Linked DNA regions of Mus musculus: region 2 is linked to region 1. Evidence: chromatin loops called from intact Hi-C (ENCODE). Cell type or tissue: left cerebral cortex. All regions are shown on one strand. Links, peaks and the distances in the headings refer to the core of each region. The heading gives the core; the rest is flanking DNA.

Region 1 (11,129 bases), core at 2,105-10,104:
AAACTCCAAGTTTAGAGAGAGACCCAATCTCAAGAAAACAAGGTAGAGAGTGATAGAGGAAGATAACTGATGCCAACTTGTGGCCTCCACATTCACATGCAAACGCTAAGGTGAGTGTGTGTGTGCACACGCACCTCCACCCCCACCACAGACACAAAGAGGAAGATGAGTAAAGACCTTGTTTAGGGATACACACACACACACACACACACACACACACACATATATATAAAGGAACAAAGCAAGGGGAGGCAAAATTCTACAGCTCATTGTAAAACTAACTCCCAAGGATAACTTAGCTGTATGCCAGAAATATAACAATTGACCATGCACCAGTAGAACACCCTGTGGCAATAAATAAGGAAGCTTTTGATATCTCCACAGACTCTGAGAAGCAATGACAGTTGACCTAACTCTTTAGATCCGATCCCACCTGATGGAGAGAATCCCCCTCAGAGTCATTTTCTCAGGCGAATCTAAGTTGTCAAGTTGACAATTCCAATTGTCGTAAGACCCGTGTTAGCCTTGCCTTTATTACTGCTGATGATTGTTAGACACAAAACAAAGACACCCAGAGGAAAGAGGGCACAGGCCTTTCAATGAAGAAGGAGGGTCGGGCTGTGTAACCTGTGCCAAGTGGTCTTTTCAATCAGGAAACAGGTAGGTCTGCCAAGAGAGACAGTGTAGAGAGAGAAGCCTGCGCTTCCAACATTTCCAAATACAAAGTAGGGAGAAGATAATGATGTTCCTTCTGGCATAGCTATTTAGGAGCACTACAGTGAGTGACACACAAGCCATCATCGTAACTGCTATCAAAGAAGGCGGAGTGCACAAAGCTGTCAATCAACCAGGGTATATATCCAGAAACCTTAAGAAACTTAAAAAAAATCCATTGGATTTAGTAGAACACATGGTATTCAGTGAAAGAGGCAAACGGAAGAGAAGTGTAAGTGGGACGGTTCGTCCTCACTGCAGCTTGCCTTCGTTTGGAATCACTTAGGGTCTGATCACGTGATGTGACTGAGGAGGTTTGACCCTGAAGGAGGGTGGCATCATTGCACAAAGGCTGAAGTCCTAGACTGAGTGAACAGAAGAAACGAGCTAAGAGAGAGCGTTCACCTCTCTCTGCTTTCTGATTGCAGAGGCAATGTGATCGGCGGTCTCACACTCCTGCCGTGCCTTCCCCACCATGATGGACTGTACCCTTAACTGTGAGCCAATAAACCCTTCTTCTTTTAAGTTAGTCTTAAGATATCTCCATAGACTAACATAGTATTTCATCTCACTAATGCAAAAAGTCCCTAATAAACATATGTTTAATCAAAATATATGTTCAAAAGAATCCTAGTCATAGGTTTCAAATAAATCCTAGCTTCCAAATAAATAAAGTACCCACGAGTGACACAGAAATCCACACAGAGTGTTACAAAATATCTGAGCGTCCACTAACACTTGGGTGTAAGGCTCTTTGCTCTGATGATCATCTGCCCCTGTGGCACCCTTAGCTTCCTGTTCTGCTCTGTGCTGTCTGGTTCAGTGACCTGGGTTCTGGTTCATAAGAATTTTTGTGGGTTCTCCTAAAGTATTCCCAAGGTGAGAATGGGCCTGGCACAGAGGGATACCACTGCCTACAACCTACAACCTACAGCCCACTGCCCACTGCCCACTGCCCACTACCTACTACCTACAACCTACAACCTATTACCTACAGGTGCCTACAGTCCTAACTGGAGAGCAGCTCTGTCCATTTCACTAAGTCCAGGATCTAGGAGGTCAACATCCTCAAGCTATAGGAAAAGAGGTGATGCTGCAGACGAACCTCAGTCGGGTCCTCGATCTGCAGGAAAACTCAGGGTTCTGGTTACAGGCAAGCAAGGAGTTGGTGCTGATGACAAACAGACACAGACACAGAGAGAGTGCATATCTGAATGTAATTTTTCTAAGCAAGCAAAGTGTGTATGGGAGTAACTTGGCTATTGTCCTAAGTAATTACTATGTAGACTAGCCCTGAGATTTCTAGCTCTATTCAAGTAAATTGTGATGCCTGATTACTTTCACTGTCTCTACTAGAGGTAAATTTGAATGTTACTGAATAGGTAACCTTCTTACTGAATTCCAAGCTCAAGGTCAGCTCAAGGACTTCCTAGGACATTGGAACACTGGCGAAGGCTTAGCTGTATGTCAAAATCAATCCTTAAAGGCACTTATAATAAAACAATACTGAAAGAGAGCAGACAGATCCATACACCAAACTAACTCCAGGATAGGTTTGGAGCATATGTGCTATGGGAATGCCAAGGTTCCAGGAAGCTAAGTTTCCATGAAACTCTTTGCCTTGGGACTGCTTCCAGGCTTCTAGGCCTGTCACGCGAGTCACTACATGAGTGGATGTAGCAAGGTGAGGTTCTGCACAAGGTTTCATGGCCACAGACATGAGGCTGGAACAGGCATGCCTTAACTTGCTTTCTGCCTTGTGAGAGTTGTTTTGTCCAGACTGTAGGCCCATACGTAGTATATATAGGAGTACCAGCATGGGGCTGAGTTGTTCATCTGAGCTGTACACTGACTCTTGCTCCCTGTGTTTTACTCTAGGATTTTAGATGGTATCCTAGGTCATACTATGGGGTCCCCTGCCTAGCCTAGGTTTCCTGGTGCTGTTTTGAAATTAAATATTCTTTCAAAGAGAACTTGAAATCTTGTCTTTCTGTAGCAACACTTTGTGTTCCCTTCCTAAGGGGCAACCTGGGTTACAGGAAGACAGTGGAAAGTCCTAGAGGCTTCTGGAATATTCTGGAATACATCAAAAAATCTAGAGGGAGAAATGCCGTGAGCTGCTGGGGAAAAGGGTTCTTCCGAAACACTTCCTCCCACTGTATGATGGACATTCTTCATTGTCAGTTTGACTACATCTTCCTCCCACTGTATGATGGACATTCTTCATTGTCAGTTTGACTACATCTGGAAAAAACTACAATCCAGAAATGAAGGGAACACCTGGGAGGTGAATCTATATCTAGTCTAGACCTTTGAAGTAGAGAGATACTCACCTTTGATCTGGACCTTGAGGCAGGAAGACACACCTATAATCCATGCCACACCTGCTGGAAGCCTATATAAATTCATGGAAGAAGAAAGCTTTTGCTCTTTGCCTGCTTGCTCTTGTCTTGGTAGCAAGTCCATTCCTTCATTGGCATTAGAGCCTATTTCTCTGGAACTCTAGCATCTACTGAAGACCAACTGAGACATCCAGCCTTGGGAACGGATTAACTATTGGATTCTTGGGGTTCCCATTCATAGTCTGACATTGTTGGATTAGTTGGATCATAGTCTGTAAGTGATTCCAATAAATCACACACACACACACACACACACACACACACACACACACACACATACACATGTATACACATACATACACATGTGTGCATATGTGTGTCCCATATATAAATTCTGCTATTCTGGAAAACCCTAACTAATACATATAGTGGGTGGTACATGCTTTTAATCCAAGCACTCAGGAGGCAGAGGCAGATTGAGCTCTATAAGTTTGTGGCCCATCTGGTCCACAGTGAGTTCTAAATCATCTAAGGCTACATAGCAAGACTTTAAATAAATAAAAAAGATGAACAAACAGAACAACAATAAAATAAATCCTTCCAAGAACACAAGTCCTGTCTATATTTATTCAGTGCTGTATCTCCCATGCCTGGAGGAAAGAGCCCGGACCCCAAATTCCATCCAGGCGTCTTTCCCGAGACCAAATACTACCTTTGCTTTAGGGGTTGAAGCTTCCCGCAAAGATAGAGTCCAGGCTTCTCAGGATCCCCACTGTGGACCCATAACTAGTGCCCCAGAGGCTGCGCCCCAACCCCACCCTAGCAGACATGTGCAGAGATGGACACTCCTATTCATCTGAGGCTTAGTCTAGATCTGTAATTTCAATTTCCTAAAGAAGGAAAGAGGCCACGAGACCCTTAGCCTATCCTCTTGTGATAGCTAAGGTCTACACCCATCCAATTAGCAGCCCAGGCGTGAACTCTTCTGTGTGAGAGAGCCCTGTCAGCCAAGGGAGCTGGAGCCCAAGAGGCTCTTTCTCCCTACCTGTTGAACTCTGAGACCCCTGCAGCTGCAGGTTCTGAGACATAAGACTCTCTAGCTCCACACCACAAACCTAGGGATTGGGGCTCCCCACTGGATGGAGACCCATCTCCCAAGCCCCCTGCATTCTTGTATACATCTCTGCAAGTGTGTGCCTGACACTGAAGGAGGCTGAGTAGTTCTGGCTGGACCTTGTAAGTTGTTTTACTTCCAGTGCCGGGGATTGAACTCAGGACCTCACGCATGCTAGGCAGGTTCTCTAAGGTCATCCTCAGCCCCCAAGAGCCACCGATGTAAAGGACAGAGGGATCCTAGGTAGAGCACACCTTCCCAGGTCGTCACTTCCCTCTGGCCTCTCCAGGCTTCTTAGAGAAAGACAATATAGCTGGATGTTACCTAACCCTAATTCTGTTGCTATGACATCTGGACTTCCAGACCTGACTCTAATCCTCATTAATTGGATCCCCAGCTTCCAAATGTTTCCTCTTGTTTCTCTAAGTCTCTCTGCAAGAGGAACGAACACCGCAAGTCAGTAGGCCTTCAGTTATATATAGGTCAGGAGGTTGTGGGTCAGTTCTGCAAACCGTTTATTGATTTACATTCTTACGTCTTCCTGGTCTCCTCTGAACACGTGTCACTTTCACTTTGAGAAAGAAAACTGTACATGCCTGCGCCACTCAAGTTAAACTTTGTCAGGAAGCTCCAAGAGCACTCTGTGAGTGTGGGTCTCAAAGTACCCAAGCTGGTAGAAGAACTCGGGCTTTGAGCCAACCAAAATCGTCCACTTGGCTATTTCAAGTCTTTTCCCCTTCTTCAGTACAGTGATGAGTGGCACCCGGATAAAGTTTTTGTTTACCAAAAGTTCCTCCCAGAATAGAAACTGCCCACAATATTTTTCTTGTGGAGGACATTTAGCGGGCCATGGTGTTCAGAGCTGATGCTTTCTGCTGTACAAAGCAGAGCTGGGTGTCACCTCTGGACTCTGCCAGAGGAGGCAAGGACCTTGTTCCTAACCAACCTTGGGACTCTCAGATCTCTGGAATGTTTCAGTACTGCCTGGTCTAAGTGAGTGTTTTGTTTGGTTGATTTTGTAACTTAAAGCTTGGGCAAGCTGTTCAGCTTCTTTTCTCCCTGCTAGCAGAAGCCAGCAAAAAGAAAATTATGACAGGGTCCCATGGGTGAGGATAGAATTTCCAACAAGCTAGTCTTTTAGGAGGGTGACCCATCTAGAGATGACAAATGGTCAGTCCCAAAGGCAGCAGCTGGCCTCACTGTAAATCCAGGTTCAGGGTCCTTTAAAGCATACACCTGTTGCAAGGGAGTCCCTGTCACAAGCCTGCAGCTGTGGGTGCCGTTTGCAGCCCGCTTATGTCAACACGCACCATGGGGCTGGTCAACGGGTGGCGTGAGGATCTGATGATGGATGCATTTTATGACAGCGCCTGTTGCCCGGCAGAAAAACACCCCGTATGATTTAATAGGACCACAGCAAATCCTAACAGCAAAACATTCATCTGGCGAAGGCTGCAGACTCTTACACAGCTCTTGCCAGGTTTCTATGGTGATGATGTTCATTGTAAGCACAGAACAAGCACCGATTCACAGTGTCCAGCAGAGGCTACAGTCTCCTCCACCCTCCTGCTTGCTTGCTGCAGGCAGCCGTGGCTTCCATGCTAAACGTGCACCCTGGAGTAAAATCAAGTCCCCTTGCACTCTCCGTCCCCCCAGAGAGGAGTGGAGCGTGCAGACACAAAGCAAACAGAGATGCTAGCAGGGTGTTGGGATGCACCAAATAAATGGTAACACCAATCTGTTCAGCTGATCACTGTTTTTATTCTTGCCCTCTTTATTAACATGGCTGAGGAAGCATACCACAGCTCATGGGTGGAGATCACAGGACAACCTCTGCTGGTCCTATTAAACCATACAGGGACTTTTTGCCTGAGACACTCTTACTGTCCCCTACTGCACACTCCAAGGCTAGCTGACCCTCACGCTTCTGTGGCTCCTTGTCTTAGCCTCCCATCTCACTGTAAGAATGCTGGGCTTACAGATGTGTCTGCTACTGCATCTGGCCCCTCTGATGCACCTTCAAGTTTAAAAACGTTAGCATTTTTGTGGACGGGGGTGGGGGTGGCTAGGTAAATTTCCAGATGAAGAGTTGTATTGAGGAATTTGTTCTCTGAGGGAATTTCAGAGCCATCTCTATGTACATTGTGATCCAATCTGGGACAATCTTGCAAACAGGGACAGCAAATCCCTGCCAAGATCTGGTGTGTGATCATTCAGGTCTCATCTGCTGCTTGCAAAATCCTGGGAAACTGGCCTGTTTGTCTGGAAGAACCAAGTGCTGTGCCAGCAGCAGACCCTGGCTCACAGCTCTGTTCAATACTGTTTGACATCCCTGCAACGTGATGGGTTCTCAGCTCTGCCACCAGGACTTCCAGTATGCGAGAGCCACTATGGATTCTTCTCTGTCACAGATGTGTCTTGTATAGCTGACAGGTCATCCCCAGCCTCTGAAACATCCCTGTTCTCATCACCATCATGATCTTATTAATAATAATACTAAAAGACCCTCCCCCACATACACACTTTTAAAAAAATGAAGTTCCTCTCTCTCCCTTATGCATCTTTAGCTCATCTAGGAAAAATGAATTTTAAACTGTTTGTAAGTCTATGTGGTTTACTTTGGCAGAGCTGTGGCTCAGAGCAGAACTGGGCAAGTCCCCCTGGGAAGACAATCAGCCAGGCTGCTGAGGGAAACAGGGATCTGCACCAGGCAGGAACATTTCTAGGCAAAGGGACTCTTGGACAGGACAATGTTTGATCTCAGAAGGTCAGCCCTCATACGCACAGGCAGAGGGCAGGCTGACGTCGCTCCCAGGTTTGAGCAAGGCCCTTCCAGGAAGCTGATTTGTTATTTTGGGCAGGGACAACGGAGGTTGATGTGTGTTGGGGGTAAGGTTTCCTACTGTGGGGTTCTGACAGTTCCTGATATTTTCATAAACAAGTCTTCAAATGTTGACCAACAGCAGCATGAAGAGTGGATTTCAACGCCATCGTGTCTGGAGGGATACGGAGTTGGGCAGAAGGCCGTCGCCACGCTGTGGCAATCTCTGCCCTTCTCTTGCATGTAGAATAAAGTGGAAAGACGGAGGGCAGGTCCTGGCTAACGTGTCCCTCCTCAGCTGCTCTCATGTGGCCCACAACCACAAACCAAGGAAGAAATCGCTTGTCAGTGTAAAAAAGAAACTTAAGAGTCATCCTTCATCCCTCGTTCCTTTTACAAAACTCTTTATGTAAAGTGACCAGAGACAATAAATAGGTACAATTCCCAGAACAAGAGAGCCAGGGGACCAGGCAGGGAGGGGACGGTCCACAGTCTCCAAAAGCCAGTTACGTCCTCTTACTTTCCAAAAGCCAAACCAGGCAGAACAAATATCAACTGAAATTGTGAAATAGGAGGAACATAATCACCCCCAGATCTGTAGACACAGTAAACCAGGCTCCCACCAAAGAATGTTTTAAAAACAAGCTTGGAAGGACTGGGACTTACTAAAACAGCTAGGAGATAGTTTGCTTCATCCCTCAAAACAAAACAAAATACCAACAATCACAACAACAACAACAACAACAACAACAATGACAACAACATAACCCTGCAAACCTCAGAAGAGCCCCCAAGATGTTGGCAGTGCAAACATGGCTCCTTATAATGGAGCCAGCAGGGTGAGGGAGTGTTTTCCTTCTCAAAGATTACACAGGAATTAAAGAGTTCCACTTTTGTGTTCTGGGCTTAGGGGCTGGAATTCTGTCACTGTCCTCTGACCCCAATGTGCCAGCCAAAGTTCCTCCCGTGGAGACTTGACACCAGGCTATGACCTTTCTGTGACTGCCCACGGTGACACCTAGATCCTTCTCCATCATCCTTGCTGTCCAGTCAGAAAGACAAGTGGGAGGTCCCCTCAGTCCCCAAATACAGCTGCCCCCAGCCAGGCCAAAGCAAAAGCTTGCCTCTGGGAACTACTCTCACCTACAGGAAGGAAGATGTGGTCTGCTTGACCTCAGGCCCCCAAGTTTGCTGCATAACTGAGTATTGAGTGCATGTGTGAGTGTGTGTGTGTGTGTGTGTGTGTGTGTGTGTGTGTGTGTTTCTGCATCCTGGCTGACCCTGTCCATTTTCTCAAAGATAACAGTGCTGACTCGGCACTATCATTATTGGAAGGGCAAGGAATCCATACAGCCTGTGAAGCACAGGGGAACACCGCCAGTGCTTTCTGTCTGGGTGCCTCTCTCTGGAAATCGCCAAGCTTGCAGGGGCTGCTCCTGCATACCTCCCAAGAAGTCAGACCACTTGCACGAAAGGCAGCCTCAAACACTCCATCAGATTTTATAACCCAGACCCTTCAGAACCCCGCCTGCTGAGTCCAGTGTGGTGACTAAGATCACCCTCCCAAGGGGCAGGACTCTGCTGATCCTGGGCTAGCTTGGCCTCACTTTTCTTTGAGACTTGGAGCTCTGGGATCAGTCTTAGCACCCGTCCCACATCCAAGGGCACAGCTCAGCACAGTCTGTTGAGGCGGAGGAGCTTCTGGACAAACCGGTTTTCTCTGCAGCAAAAACTTCAGCCAAGCAGATCAAAGAGAGATAACACGTGTTTATGCTGCCTGTGTGCACACACTATACGTGCGCACATGTACACGCAGATGGACGGATGGATGAGTGCCTGCTACAGTTTTACTGTTAAAGATGTTTCCGGTACAGGAAGCTCCAGAGCAATTAGGCAAGCACATTCGTTACCGAGGCACCCAGGACAAAACCTTCCCACATAAGCCCTTTTCTGAGACCAAGCCTCCCTTCGCAGGGAATCATGGAACTAGGTTTACTAGTGATCTACTTTGCTCTGATCTGTACTTCCCACGTGTGCATTCCTACCCAGTAGCTGTGGTTATGTGTACTTCTCATTTGCCTATGATGGTTTCTAAACCACCACGATCCCACGACAAGTGCATAGATAGGTGTATACTGACAGATATATGTATGTATGCACCCCTGTCATGACATATGTTGACCAACAACAACAATCCCTCTCGATCACACCTGCACATCCACACACATGAAGTCATATACCTGCACAGCCCAGACACACTAACAGCCACAAGCCTCCCCATTTGGATATGCACATACAACCCACAACACTCTTGTATATACTTATCCAATCACATACCCAATATAGTCATACAATATCACTTAATAATATACACTGGTTAGGGCATACTTCTAAACAGCCACACACCTATGTGCCCACCCTCATCAGCATGTCTCCATATATGACTACATACACTTCTATATACATGAATTACTTCTATATACACCTATATATATTATTATGAATACACTTCTATATACACCTATTCACCCAAGTACTTATATAAGTATGCCCCCCTTATTGAGTGACACAGACTTTCCAGCACTCATTCACATATCTGTGCTCACACATGTGCTACACACACACACACACACACACACACACACACACACTCCTACTACCAGCTTGACCCTTCTGCAACCCTCGTTTTGCCCAACCCCGGCCAAATGCACCCTCCTCAGCACACAGTTCCGAACAAGAAACCATCAGCTCCAATGACACAGTGGCCTCCAGAATGGGTCATAATCCAAGAGATGTCCTGATTGCTTCCAGGGATTAAGAAAGAGACTACATATCAGAGGCAGATTCCTTTGACCTCCTTGGTCTCCAGCAGACAAGAGGAGTCTTATGAGTGACTTATGTGAGCCTTCCTTGGAGGACAAAGAACAGCACAGCAGTCTATACCCAATGACCTGGTCTATCAAGTCAACCAAAGTGACATATGCTTTCTTTCCAAAGGGCACTACTTTCTTGGATGCTCTTCCCATGGGGGGAGGGGGAGGAAATCACATCTCACTAAAGCAGTGAACAGATTCTACGAAACAGTCATGATGCCTTGCTTTGCTCCCTTCCCAGAGACGTTTTGCTTCACAACATTCCACAACCCATGTGGCTAGTTAACCTTGTGGTGGCGTGACCATTCTTTCTTCCCTCCATTTGGGTCAGTGGCCTCACACTGTCAGCTTGAAATCAGCAATCAATCATGGGCACGTGCAGTGATGGAAGCCAACAACTGTGGCCATTGGCTCTTCAGCGAGCTGCCAAGCTCTGTTGTCACAGCCTGAGAACATGCAACTGAGCAGATCACACGTTCAGGTCTCTTAGGCAGAGCCTGTAAAGTATAAGCCTTAATCGGTCGCTGTCAGGGTTTGAGCAAGAATGGCTTCCCATCTGCACATAGGTTTAAATATTTGGTCCCCAACTGGTGGAAATGTTTGAGAAGGATTAGGAGGTGTGGCCTTGTTGGAGTGGCAGGCTTGGAGGTTTCAAAAGACTTGTGGCAATCTGAGTTAGTTTCTCTCTGCCTCCTGATTAGAGATTAAGATGTGAGCTCTCAGCTGCTGCTCTAGGCACCTACCACCATCCATTCACTGTGCCATCATGGACTATCTAATCGTCTGGAACCATAAACCCCAAAATGAATTTTATGAATTGCTTATGCACTCAAATCTGTTATGGACGGGGCTTGACCTATCCCTAACCTTCAGACTGTGAATTAGGGACCCATTGGGCAAAAGGACTTCTGTTGGTCCTAGCCCTTCTCCTCACATATTCCCTTAATCCTCTCTGCACTCTTTATACAATCTGACAAGGTAACTATGCACTGTCTGAGGACTCACACTCAAGGTGACTGATGTCCCCTCCCCTTTCCTCCATGGCCCCTTAACACTTGCTACCTTTACAATATTCTCACCAAGGAAATCTGTGTCTCTGTCCAAGAGGAGCCCAGCATAAGATGCAGAAAGAATGGGGCAACCTGGGCTTGGAATTATTACAGTATTGTCATATCACAAAGAATGCCCCAGAAGATGCTCTTCCTTGATGCTGGATTATTATGTAGCTCACGTACCTCAAACTCTGATGAGTGTAGTCCTGACCC
Region 2 (11,129 bases), core at 936-8,935, 64 kb after region 1:
TCTCAGGAACTCCTCCTGTGCTCAAGTCTGTAGTCAAGGAAACAATGACAAAGCAGAGGGGTCTGAATGCAGATGCATGTGTGTACATAGGATGATGCTCACATGTGTGAGTGTGGCCTGTGATGTGGATGAGGAGTGCTGGGTGTGTGTGGAAATGGTCTGTGCTGCGTGTGTTTTGCACATTTCATCTGTAGTATGTGAAAGTGCGTAGTATGTGAAAACTGAAGTATTTATGATGCTGTGTGTTGTTTGAGCTGTCTTGGGCTGCTAACTGTATGTCATACATGTGGCATATGTGGGGATGTATTGATGAGTAAAACATGTGGGTGTTATAGTATGCAGATGGGGTATCTTTGTGGCGTGTAATTTGTGTGGTAAGGATGCACATACATGTGCCTCTGATCTTTGGTATATGTGGCTGCAACTCTGTGGACACACTTAAGTACATACAACACACACACACACACACACACACACACACACACACACACACACACACAGGTTTTTGCCCTGGACTTAGTCAAGAAGAGTTAAAGAATGGAATTCCAGGTGGTGGTAGCTGCTGTCTTCCTGGAAGCCTCTGTAGAAAAGGTCTAGTGGGCTCCAGGAGAGCAGACAGGACAAGCTTCAAGGAAATGAACAGTTCTGTCCTCATTTCCAACTACGATTGAGACTGTGCACCTATTATGAAACTCTCAAGACATAGCCTGAAACTTGGAGCCCGAGAGGCCAGACGGGCCAGCGAGCTGCATGCTGCTTTGCACAGGTTCAAGCCCACACTGTCGGGGTGGGAAGAGGTTAAAACCTGCAGACCTGATGGCTCCTCTCAGGCATGCTCACACACCGCTCACACACTGCTCTCTTGGCCTGTTCACACACTGCTGCTGCCTGGTGGAATGTTCCAGACAGCTGCTCCCAGAGGTTAGAAAATGACACCGCTAGCAAATGTGCTGGCCATGTTCCCAAGTGGCTAGTACAACAGACTGATACTTAGATCTAGCCACGGCTGCATGATAGTTCATCCTCTTATCACTCAGAAGTATCTTGTGCTTTGTACCATCAAAGATGCACTTTGATGACTGCATAGACAGAGGCCAGCAACAGGTGCCGGACACACCGTGGCTGGTTGCTTCAACATCATATGCTCTGAAAAGTATGGCATTTCAAGGCCACCAAAGACAGGGCCACTTAGGCCCGCAAATAAGAAGACAAAACTGGACATTGCCCTAGATACAGAAAGCCCAAGCCCATGGAAAATATGTGTTTGTCATTATAAAAAAATAATAAAACAACATCTAAAATGTAGAGAGATATTGTATTTCCACTAAAAACCCCTTGCATCCAATTGAATATAAGTTTTCCCAGAATTTTCCATTCTCCTTCCTTCTTTCCTTCCTTCCTCCTTTCTTCCTTCCTTTTCCTTCTTTCCTTACTTCTTTCCTTCCTTCTTTCTTCTTCCTTTTTTCTGTAGTTCCAGGGATTAAATCAGGTCTCGATGCTAGGCCAGTGCTCAAACACTGAGCTACATCTTTAGCCATCTTTTTAATTAAAAACAAAGTAATTTGTGTGTGTGAGACTGCACTTTCAAGTGTTTGATCTACATGTGTATATTTGTATGTTTACATGTGCACTTTCATGTGTGTGTGTGTCTGTGTGTGTGTGTGCTTATGTGTGTACACAGCACAAATGTACCTTTTCAATAGCCTCAGTTGAAATAAGATCTCTCTGTTGGTCTTCTCCTGGGTACACTGGGCTCTGTCATAAGAGTTTCTGGGGCATCTCCTGTCTCTACATCCTCTGTCACCATAGCAGGATACTGGGACTACAGACTCTCACACTACCTGTCTGCTTTTGCACGGGTTCCAGAGATTTGAACTGCAGTCCTCACACTTGTATGACAGCCTCACACTTGTATGACAACCTCATACTTGTATGAAAGCACTTTTTCTCACTGATGTGTAGCCTCAGCTGTAGGCATAAATTTTTCTCAACCTGCTTTAATAAGGGGTCCACCTCCCCTCTAGCCCACCACCCACCATAGGTAGTAGAAAAGAAAGGTTATTAGGATACGGGGGAAGTGGATCTGTTGAGAAATAGTTCTTTGGGGTGATTCCAATCTTTGTTATTCTCAGTCCAGTCCCCTAGCAAACATCAAACAGGAACTACACGAATTAGCAACTGCTGTTCAATCCAGAAGAAACCACAAGGCTCACCACCCAGCCTGGATCCTCAGAAGCAGCAAGAAACCGCAGGAGCCTCAGGAGAGGTTCTTTGGCCAGTTTCTCTCTATGATCTCACCACAATCGAAGCTCAGCGACACAGTGTAAGGCGCACCAATACATGCATGCTGTCGGTGAAGAACAGTGAGGCGGAGCAAAGCAAACCAAAGCACCCACTATCTGTGAGGTCACATTGATATTCTTTCTAAACATTGCATGTCCTTTCATGTGTCTGCTTTAGCAATATATCCTTTTACCTGTGTGTCCCGGCAAAACATCATTTGACATAACAGACTCTCCAAAGAAGCCGCAAGTTTCCACTTCACCCGGCATTGGTTTTTACTTCGGTGATTTGATACAGTTGCCAAGGCTGGTCATGAATTTGGGATTCTTCTGCCTCGGCCTCCAGAGGTTACAAGCCTACGCTGGTTTTTATTCTAAGGAAAAGGAATAAGAGAAAAGAAACTCCAACAGTCTCCCTGAGAAGCCACGAGCTGCTGTCTCCACCATGTCCACTCTCCTGCCTGCCCCATAGTCCTGATGATTCCTGGGCTATGTGCAAATAGGAATGAGTTTTTAAGAAAAAAAAATTTTTTGAATGGTTGTTTATCAAGCAAACCTGAACTCAGCTATGATGTCAGAGGAAGAATTCAGACATGTCATTGTCACACCACATGGCCCCTCACACTGCACTGCCTTATGAAATGTCATCCTCACGCAGCACACATGAGTGTTGACCAGAGTCACAGGCCCGCTGCGGAGGCCACACTGCCCCATGGTTTCTCCTTGGCTCTGAATTTCTGAAGTTCTAGCCCCAGGATCATCACAGTTATCCTGAAAAGTAGGGCAACCCTCAGCTGGGAAGACTGTTTCTGGGGCATTGTCCCCAGGGTGTCTGTGAATGTGGCTGCCATGTGCAGATAGCTGCGGCTGCCAGCAGGGACAGTGGCAGTGGACACAGCCTGGGTGTCAAAGGCAGCGACGTGTTCTATTCATGCTGCCTGCTGTCCCCATTCACAATGGTGTTTTATGAATGAATACTGGAATCACGGAGCTTAGAATGCAAGATTTGGTGCCCTGTGGTCCCCAGACTCTGTCCCCACTCTGAGAATGAGGCTATGTTTGTCACCCATAACTACAGCTGAATATCACACAGGCTAGAGCTTAAGTAGCAAACATTTGCTTTCTCTCTGTTCTGGAGACTGTAATCCAGGGACAAGGGACTGGCATGGCTATGGCCAGGTGAGGACCCACTTTCTGAGGGGCAGATGGTGGATTCTGGTTGTTCCTTTGTGTGATGGGCTGGGAGACAGAGGAAGACAGACACCAAGGAAGCGCCCTCTGGTAACTTCTTTGTTACAAAGGCTTTTTGGGTGGCTGGTGAGATGGTTCAGTGGGAAAAGGTGCTTGCCACACAGACCTGGTGACCTAAATTTGATCCTGGAATCTATGTGAATGTGGAAAAAAGTACTGAGGTCTCAAAGTTGTCCTGAGGCCTTCACAACTGAGCTGTGACATCCCGTCATCCCTAATCACTCACACATACACACACACACACACACACACACACACACACACACACACAGAGAGAGAGTGAGAGAGAGAGAGAGAGAGAGAGAGAGAGAGAGAGTAACAATAGATAAATTTCATTAACATCCTATTAATTTCTATAGCAGTCGGTTTCGTTGTGACATCTCATAATGTGATTTGATCACATTCAACTCCCCCACTACATGGGGTCTCCACCCCCCTACTTATACTAATGAGAACATGCATTTATTTTCAAGCAGAAAAGTATAAATTCTCATTATAAAAGAAGAAGCCAAGAGGGAGAGGAAGGAGATGATAGATTGTCTGGCACACCTTGTCTGCGACAAAGTTGCTTATCAGAAAGGGGAACAGGCAGACAGAAGTAATATGGAGAACCCAAAAGGAGGGCAGGGCTCTTAAAAATCTCTTTAAAGGGCTAGTGAGACCGCTCGGCAGGCCAAGGCCTTTCCTACTGAGCCTGATGACCTGAGTTTCATCCTCAGAACACAAAAGGAAGGAGGAGAAAACAGAGAATGTGTGCTGTGTATATGTGCACACACTAATAATAATAAGTAAATAAACCTTTAAAGGGACAGAAAACATAGCTCTGGAGGCCAAACACAGTCTGGATGTGAGACGTTTAAGCCTTTCCTCCCTCTACCACCACACAACTGAATGTACAGGACTTGCTATGTGCCAGGGGTGTTCCGCCTGGCGTTCTACACAGGCACTGCTAGCTTGGCCCTGAAATCCTTCGTGACTCTGCTCCTCCCCATTCATTTATCCCTAAGGCTGTGCTGCCACCACCCCTGGGTCAAGCCTTGATGTGGAGTGGGAAAAGGCAACATGATACAGGCCCTTGGGATCCGGCTGTGTAGAGTGCCTTGCTGGGTGTCGGGCTTCAGGAAAGGGATCGCTGAAGCAGCTATATGAGAAGTGACACCTTAGGAAGAGATAGGACAAGACATCAATGGCACCCTAGGAAGGCATGCAGCAGGCATCCTATACTCGAGGGGATGGTCTCATGGACATTACTGCTGACATCCACAAAGAAGCCAGAGGCAGGAGCAGTAGAAAGGCCAGCAGGGTTTTACAGGATGGTGTCATTCTGCAGGTGACAGGACAACATCAAGAGGCATAAACAATGGGGGAGCAGGTATGAAATAAGTTGGTGGGTGGGCTAGCTGGTGGTCCAGACAGAATGCAGTTCCATTACCAAACTAGGGGTCACAGCCTGTGCCCTAAGAGAACAAGTTGGACCCTTCCCCGAGAATCCAATTAAAGCATCCAAATGAACAGGAGAGAGCAGAGAGGGGGGAGATGTGTTCAGTGAGGCCACATTGAGAAGAAGAACAAAGATCCAGTCACCCTGCCTCATGTCCATCCCTGAGGTTCTGAAATGAGATACAATTTTAAATAAAGGACCAAGACTGTGTACATCTGAGCAGTTCTGGTTAAGACATGGTCCTGCCCATCGTTAACTGACCATTGTCTGCACTTCAGTCTCATCCTGTAAGGCAGTCTGATAAGACAGAACTGTATGGAACCGCCAAGATGAAAGCTACCCACTAGTTGGCACCCTTTCCCTCTCACAGAACGAGATTCTGAGGGAAATTCCCATCTCTTTGGGATCTATGATAATCAGACTGAAAGATACAAGTGTCTTTCTACAGAGCTTTCTATTTTTCCACACAGTTTACAGTAACTGATGAAGCTTGGATGGTGATGCTGAAGGAAGGAAGACATGGCAGACAGGACTAGAAAACGGTGTGGGATTAAAGCAACAGAACCAAGGAGGATCAGGAGACAGAGGATGCCGTGCGCAACAAGTCATGACTAATGTCAAGAAGGTTAATGGAATCATTGGAGCTCTGGGTTTTAATGACAGGTTCCCTGAGCCCACAACACAGCATGCCTGTCACAGAAGTGATCAGTTTTCACAGAAGAGACAGATCATCTCCTCATAAGACCAACATGGTTTCAAATGCTGAGGACGGGGTCGGGGTTATTATGGGATAAAGACATAGAGGCCTGAGGTAAGGGTGAGGAGAATCACTGTGGATCAGTGGTCAGCACACTCCAAGTCAAGGCTTATGGCTTTTTACTGGGTTCGGGCAGCATCTATGGCTTGGAGGGTGTAGTTTGGGGACACCCCAATGTTGAAAGGTTACCCATTAGACATTTGTACGAGTCTACAGACTTTGCCCGATGGTCAGAATCTTGAGAGCCCTGAGTCCCTGAAGAACAATTAGGTAACCCTAACTGCCACGTCCCGATTGGCTAGAGCAGTTACCTATGGCAAAGCTAACAGAAGGCTATCACATAACAGTGTGACCTCTAGAAGTCGATGTTAGGGACCCCTGAAGCCACATGTTTACTTCCCTGGGTTTCCAGGGTGATCTTAGAGCCAGGGCAGCAGGATGAGGCTGAACCTCACTGGGAAAATGCCGGTTCCACCCTCTATGACCGTACAATCACCCAGTGTGACCACAGACACAGTGTGACCACAGATGATCTTACGATGAAGTGACTGGAAAGAACAAGGTTGGGGGCAGAAAGAGGCTCCAAAGGCATCACGAGGTACACATGAAAGCCACCAATGCTAAGAGAGACTGGAAACCCTTCCAAGCCATGGGCTACACCCAGAGCAGAGAATGCTGGCAAGAGGCCCCGTGACCTCCAGATACCACACGGGCTGTGCACGATGCAAACCATCCACATAGGAGAAGCAGGCACTGTACAAATGGCCTGCAAAGGATCAGGACTCTCTGAGCCCGGGGCCATTATGCTCCTCGTCTTTGCCAGCCCTCTGGCTCACTTCCATTCTCAGGAGTGCATTTTTCTCTCTTAATAAACTCTATTTTTAATCACTCTCCATGGATCTCAGGTCTGACTGTTCCCGAACACAATCACCTGGAAATGGCAGCAGGTATCTTGTAAACACGATATCTTGATGTTTTAAATCCAAAAAAGAAAAAGAAGAAAAAACTCCAAACCCCAAACGGGAGAGGAGATGTTAGGTTAGGTTTTCACATTTGGGACATTACCTTATGAACTATGGCAAAATCTTTGCCTTCCTTGACAACCACTTCTGCATAGAGGAGCATGGCTAATGGCATAGCCCCAGGGATTCAGTCCTAGCACTATGGGAGCCAGGACACAGACAGACCCCACAACATTCAATCCTATCATTTTTCAGCAGGACATAGAAGTGCTTAGAGGCCATGTGACCTTGTTTAGCAGGTGACAGACTCGGAGAGGTTTAGTCCTGAGTTCATACCATTGGCAAGGGCATGCTAGTACCAAATTAAAAAAAAAAATGGAAAGAATTCTTTTCACGGATTGTATGAGATCTTCCCTGGATTAATCATTCTCAATTTTATTTCCTTATTTAGAAAAAAAAGTAGAATTTTTTTTTTCAAAAAAAAAATCCATGTATTTTCCAAACAGCCCTAGTTCAGGAACTTCCTTCACGAATTACTATTATTGTTATTTTTTTTATGCAAAGCCTGGAAAAACTCCACAGAGGAAAAGAGCAACCACACCCGGGGCTCCGTGGAAGGTCTGAGGTCATACTCTGAGAGATGCTGGAGAGGAGGGGGAGGGGAAGACGAGGGAGAATGGAGCGGGAGGGAACACTAATCTACCTCCTCCACCAGGAGTCCTAGATCAAGTGCAGAAGCTCAGAGATGCTGCTGAGGCGCAAGGGAGCCTGGCCTCTATCTGCAGTGTACAGTCTATAGACGGCTCAGCTGGAATTCTAAAATCCCAAGAGGCTGGCAGCGGAGATGGCTCAGTCATCACTGCTCCCAGATGCAGACCTGAGGACCTGGGTTTAATGCACAGGACTTGAGAAGGGGTGCATGCCTGACATCCCAGCGCTGCTGATGCAGAGACTGGAGGCTCCCGGGCTCATTCTGGCAGCCAGTCTAGCTAGATTGGTGACCTCCAAAGATAAGGTGGAGAGGGTCTGAGGAAGACACTTGACATCAATCTCTGACTTCCACGTATGCATACATGCATACGCTCACAAATGCTCACACGAAGCCCCAGGAGTCAAAGAATGCACAGTGGGCTGGGTGATGTCATAGGAAGCAAGTGTGCATCCTCCTGGTCCCTGGTTCCTGGCACACAGCTTTTGAAACCCTTGGAGTCTCCCAAGTGTCTTGCGTGTTAGTGGGGTGTTGGTAGCCTCAGAACTGGAGCTGGTCTCAGGAAAGCACAAGGAGGTACTAGAAGCCTCCATGTACTGCCTCCAGGGAGAGAAAAGACACTGAAGGCTGTGTTCATCGCCAGCGTCCACCTCACTCGTGTGCTGGAGCTTCCTTGGAATCACAGAGGGATATGGACCAAATACCTACCAGCCAGATAGCCACCCAAAAAAGCCACAAGAGCCTCTAACATTGTCCTGTTCATCTCTTTATCTATCATTTATATTATATATTATATAATTATATATAATATATTCAATAAACACACTAATATATTTATTAATATATTAATATTAAGAAAACATCAATAAATGTATTAAATACATTAATGTGTTTATTGTTGATACATTGGTATTAATATAGTAATATTAATTAATAGAGTAACAACATACTTATTAAATACATGATGTATTTATTATTGATATGTTGATATCAATTAATATTAATTAATACAGTATTAATATATTTATTATATACATTTATGCCTATTTGCCTGACTTCTCAGAGATGATGTAACAAGTATGTGGCCCCAGTATATCACGAGAGCTCAGGCTTGTCAGAAGCTGAAGTCAAAGGACATGAGGGTGTGGTGGGCACAGGAAGGGTCAGTGCTGGAGAGCGAGCCTCGGCCTTCTGGATGAGACTATCTCTACTAGATAATGTCAAAACAAGATCCAGTTAGAAGACACCCAGTTGGTGTCGTTGCTGCTGAACTGATGGTGTGGTGTGAGGGAGGGCCACTTAGCTGGTGTCTGTGAGTGAGTGGTGAGTGGCAATTCAGAATAGAGGAAAACAGTCCATAACTTGTCATCTGAGCACTGGAGAGGAAAGTGCAGGAGGGTCACGAGTTCAAAGCCAGCCTGGACTACACTGAGAGAAAGGAAGGAAATGAAGGCAGGAGAGGGGATGGGGGGAGGGGGAAAGGAGGGAGGAAGAAAAGAAGTAAAGGAAAGGAGGGAGGGGAAGAGGAGTGGAGGGGAGGGGAAGCAGAGAGGAGGGGGCAGGGGAGGGAAGGAGAGGAAGTGTGTGCTAGTGATGCATGATGGATGGCTGCGGCCCCTCAGAAAGAGTCCGACCCCAATGAAGGGATGTGGTCACAGTGATCACCCTTTCTTCAGTTGACTTGTGCCAAGCATGCAGGACGGATAACTAAGATCTGTGCCCTGCTCCTGGACTCAGACCCTTCTGTGGCCCTTACACTCTGTGTGCATGCATGTGATAGCCATGCCTCCGAGGGTCATACATCTTCCTACCCAACATCTTCCTGCCCTGACCGATCGATCGATCATATGTCCTCAAAGGCGGGGGGTTAAAGACGGCAGCTACAACTTCACTTGAGCAGTACAATATAAAACATCAGGGACATCTGGAGCAAGTGGCAGTGAGCCCTTCTTTCTGTCTTGTTTTGTTGTGGACACGAGGGCTTCTCATGCCATCCAGGCTGGCCTCAAACTTGCCATCCTCCTGCCTCCACCTCTCTGGTATTGGGAGGGCAAGTGTGAGACCTTGGCTGACCGTTTGATTGACAACCAGCCTCTCGAAGTTTCCCCGGATGGCGTGGTCTTTCTCACATGCAGCATCTTATTTGGGTGATTGTAACTGTTGGCACCATTTGCTTGACTCAGACACCAACTGCCTTCCTCACCCGCAGGTCCCGTAGACACAGACTTTCGAGTTGAACAACCCTAGAGGCAGAAAGTTGTGTCTAGTACGGTGGTCCACACTTCTAATCCGAGTACTCAGAAGGCTGAGGCAGGCAGATCTCTGGGAGTTTTAGTTAGCCTGGTTTATATAGCCCATTTCTCACCAGCCAGGGCTTCTCAGAGAGACTTTGTCTCAGGAAGAGAGAGAGGGAGGAGGAGAAAGACATGCATAGAGAAAGAGAGAGTCTATTGTACACACAATTTCCTTGATGTTGCTCCGCTAAATGATATAATGCAACCATCCACATAGTCTTTACTTTGTATTAAATCCTAGAAGCAGCTCAGGAGTGGTCTGAAGCACACAAAAGGATGTGCAATATATGAGGATTCTGGGATCCACATGGGTCCTGGGGAATCTTATACAAGTACTAAAGGCTGACTGCATCCTTCCACCTAATCCATTCTGGCTTTGCAGGCGAGGGTGGCAGAAAAAAAACTCAGAGTCTTTAGAGAAGCAACTGGGACCCTTCAGGAGAGGAGGCTGTCGGTCATTTCAGGTGAGGTGTGGTCAGTCTCCAAGGCACATTGATGCCAGCCAAGTGGTTCAAAGTCTGCAGAGGAGAAGGATGGGGGATGTGAAACAGGATGAAACAAGCCCAGGAAATAATACAGACAGGGGAGAAAAATGCAGGGCAGTGAAACAAGGGGAAACAAAAAACACTTTGAACAGTAAGAAAGTAGATGTCTCCACACAAGAGATGAGGAAACAGGCCGGGCAATCCATCTGCCTCTGCTGATCCACCCTGCACTGCAGTCATTTGGAAATGATGGATTAGGGGAGGGTGGCCCTGTCTTCCCTCTCAACAAAGTCCTCTGGCTCCCAGTGGGACTCTTTTTATCTCCGCAACACACACACACACACACACACACACACACACACACACTTCCGGGCAGAATGTAAAAGGATAGCCAGCCAGCTGAGCGAAGCCCTTACTCTAGATGTGATAAGCAAAGATAAAATGTACAAGCAGGAACTAATTAAAGTGTTCTAACAGGAAGAGATGCAGGGCACACAGGAAAGGGAAGTGCCAGTGACATATGACCAGGCCTTAAATTGCAGGAGGAGGACAGGACTCTGTCTCCTCAGTGAGATCTGTTCATGGGTGCCCCACTCACCAGGTGTCAGAGTGACTTCCTGATGCAGTTCAAAGCGCATGGATGTGGGAAATTCTCCCGACTCCACCTGGAAGCCTTCTCCCCCAAGCAAAATCTGTCTGTTCTCATGAGCTCACAGTAGCAACCACCCAGCAGCTGAAGAAGCTAAAGTATGTTAGCAAAACGTAAGCCCTCTAGGACCTAAAGACAGGGTCCTCTTTCCAGGTGTCATCCAGCCAAGCTCCCCTAACACAAGTACAAAGAAAGGCTTTCTTGCACTGAGCTACCATGGCCTCCAAGGCTCCTACATTGGCTGGAGAATTGGGGGGCAACTTTGGGGAGATACAGATAATGGACAAGCCACCATCCTG

Evidence for each region. A loop is a pair of places that touch in the nucleus more often than their neighbours do. Peaks named below come from ENCODE experiments on the same cell type or tissue, not always from the same donor. Only the 100,000 strongest peaks of a DNase experiment are listed, where the experiment ranks them.
Region 2: it touches region 1 in a loop (5-fold over the local background); 2 of 42 quality-filtered maps call a loop at or near these places.

Annotation. Positions count from the first base shown.
Region 1 is chr13:52,149,589-52,160,717 of GRCm38, reverse strand. No RefSeq gene overlaps it. Among named protein-coding and RNA genes, the nearest start is that of 4921525O09Rik, 58 kb to the right of the region's middle. In left cerebral cortex, for the core only: a CTCF peak has its summit at 5,734; DNase peaks (open chromatin) are centred at 4,932, 5,234, 5,688, 6,397 and 1 more place; H3K27ac peaks cover 476 bases.
Region 2 is chr13:52,084,762-52,095,890 of GRCm38, reverse strand. No RefSeq gene overlaps it. Among named protein-coding and RNA genes, the nearest start is that of 4921525O09Rik, 6.4 kb to the left of the region's middle. In left cerebral cortex, for the core only: a CTCF peak has its summit at 5,315; a DNase peak (open chromatin) is centred at 5,323.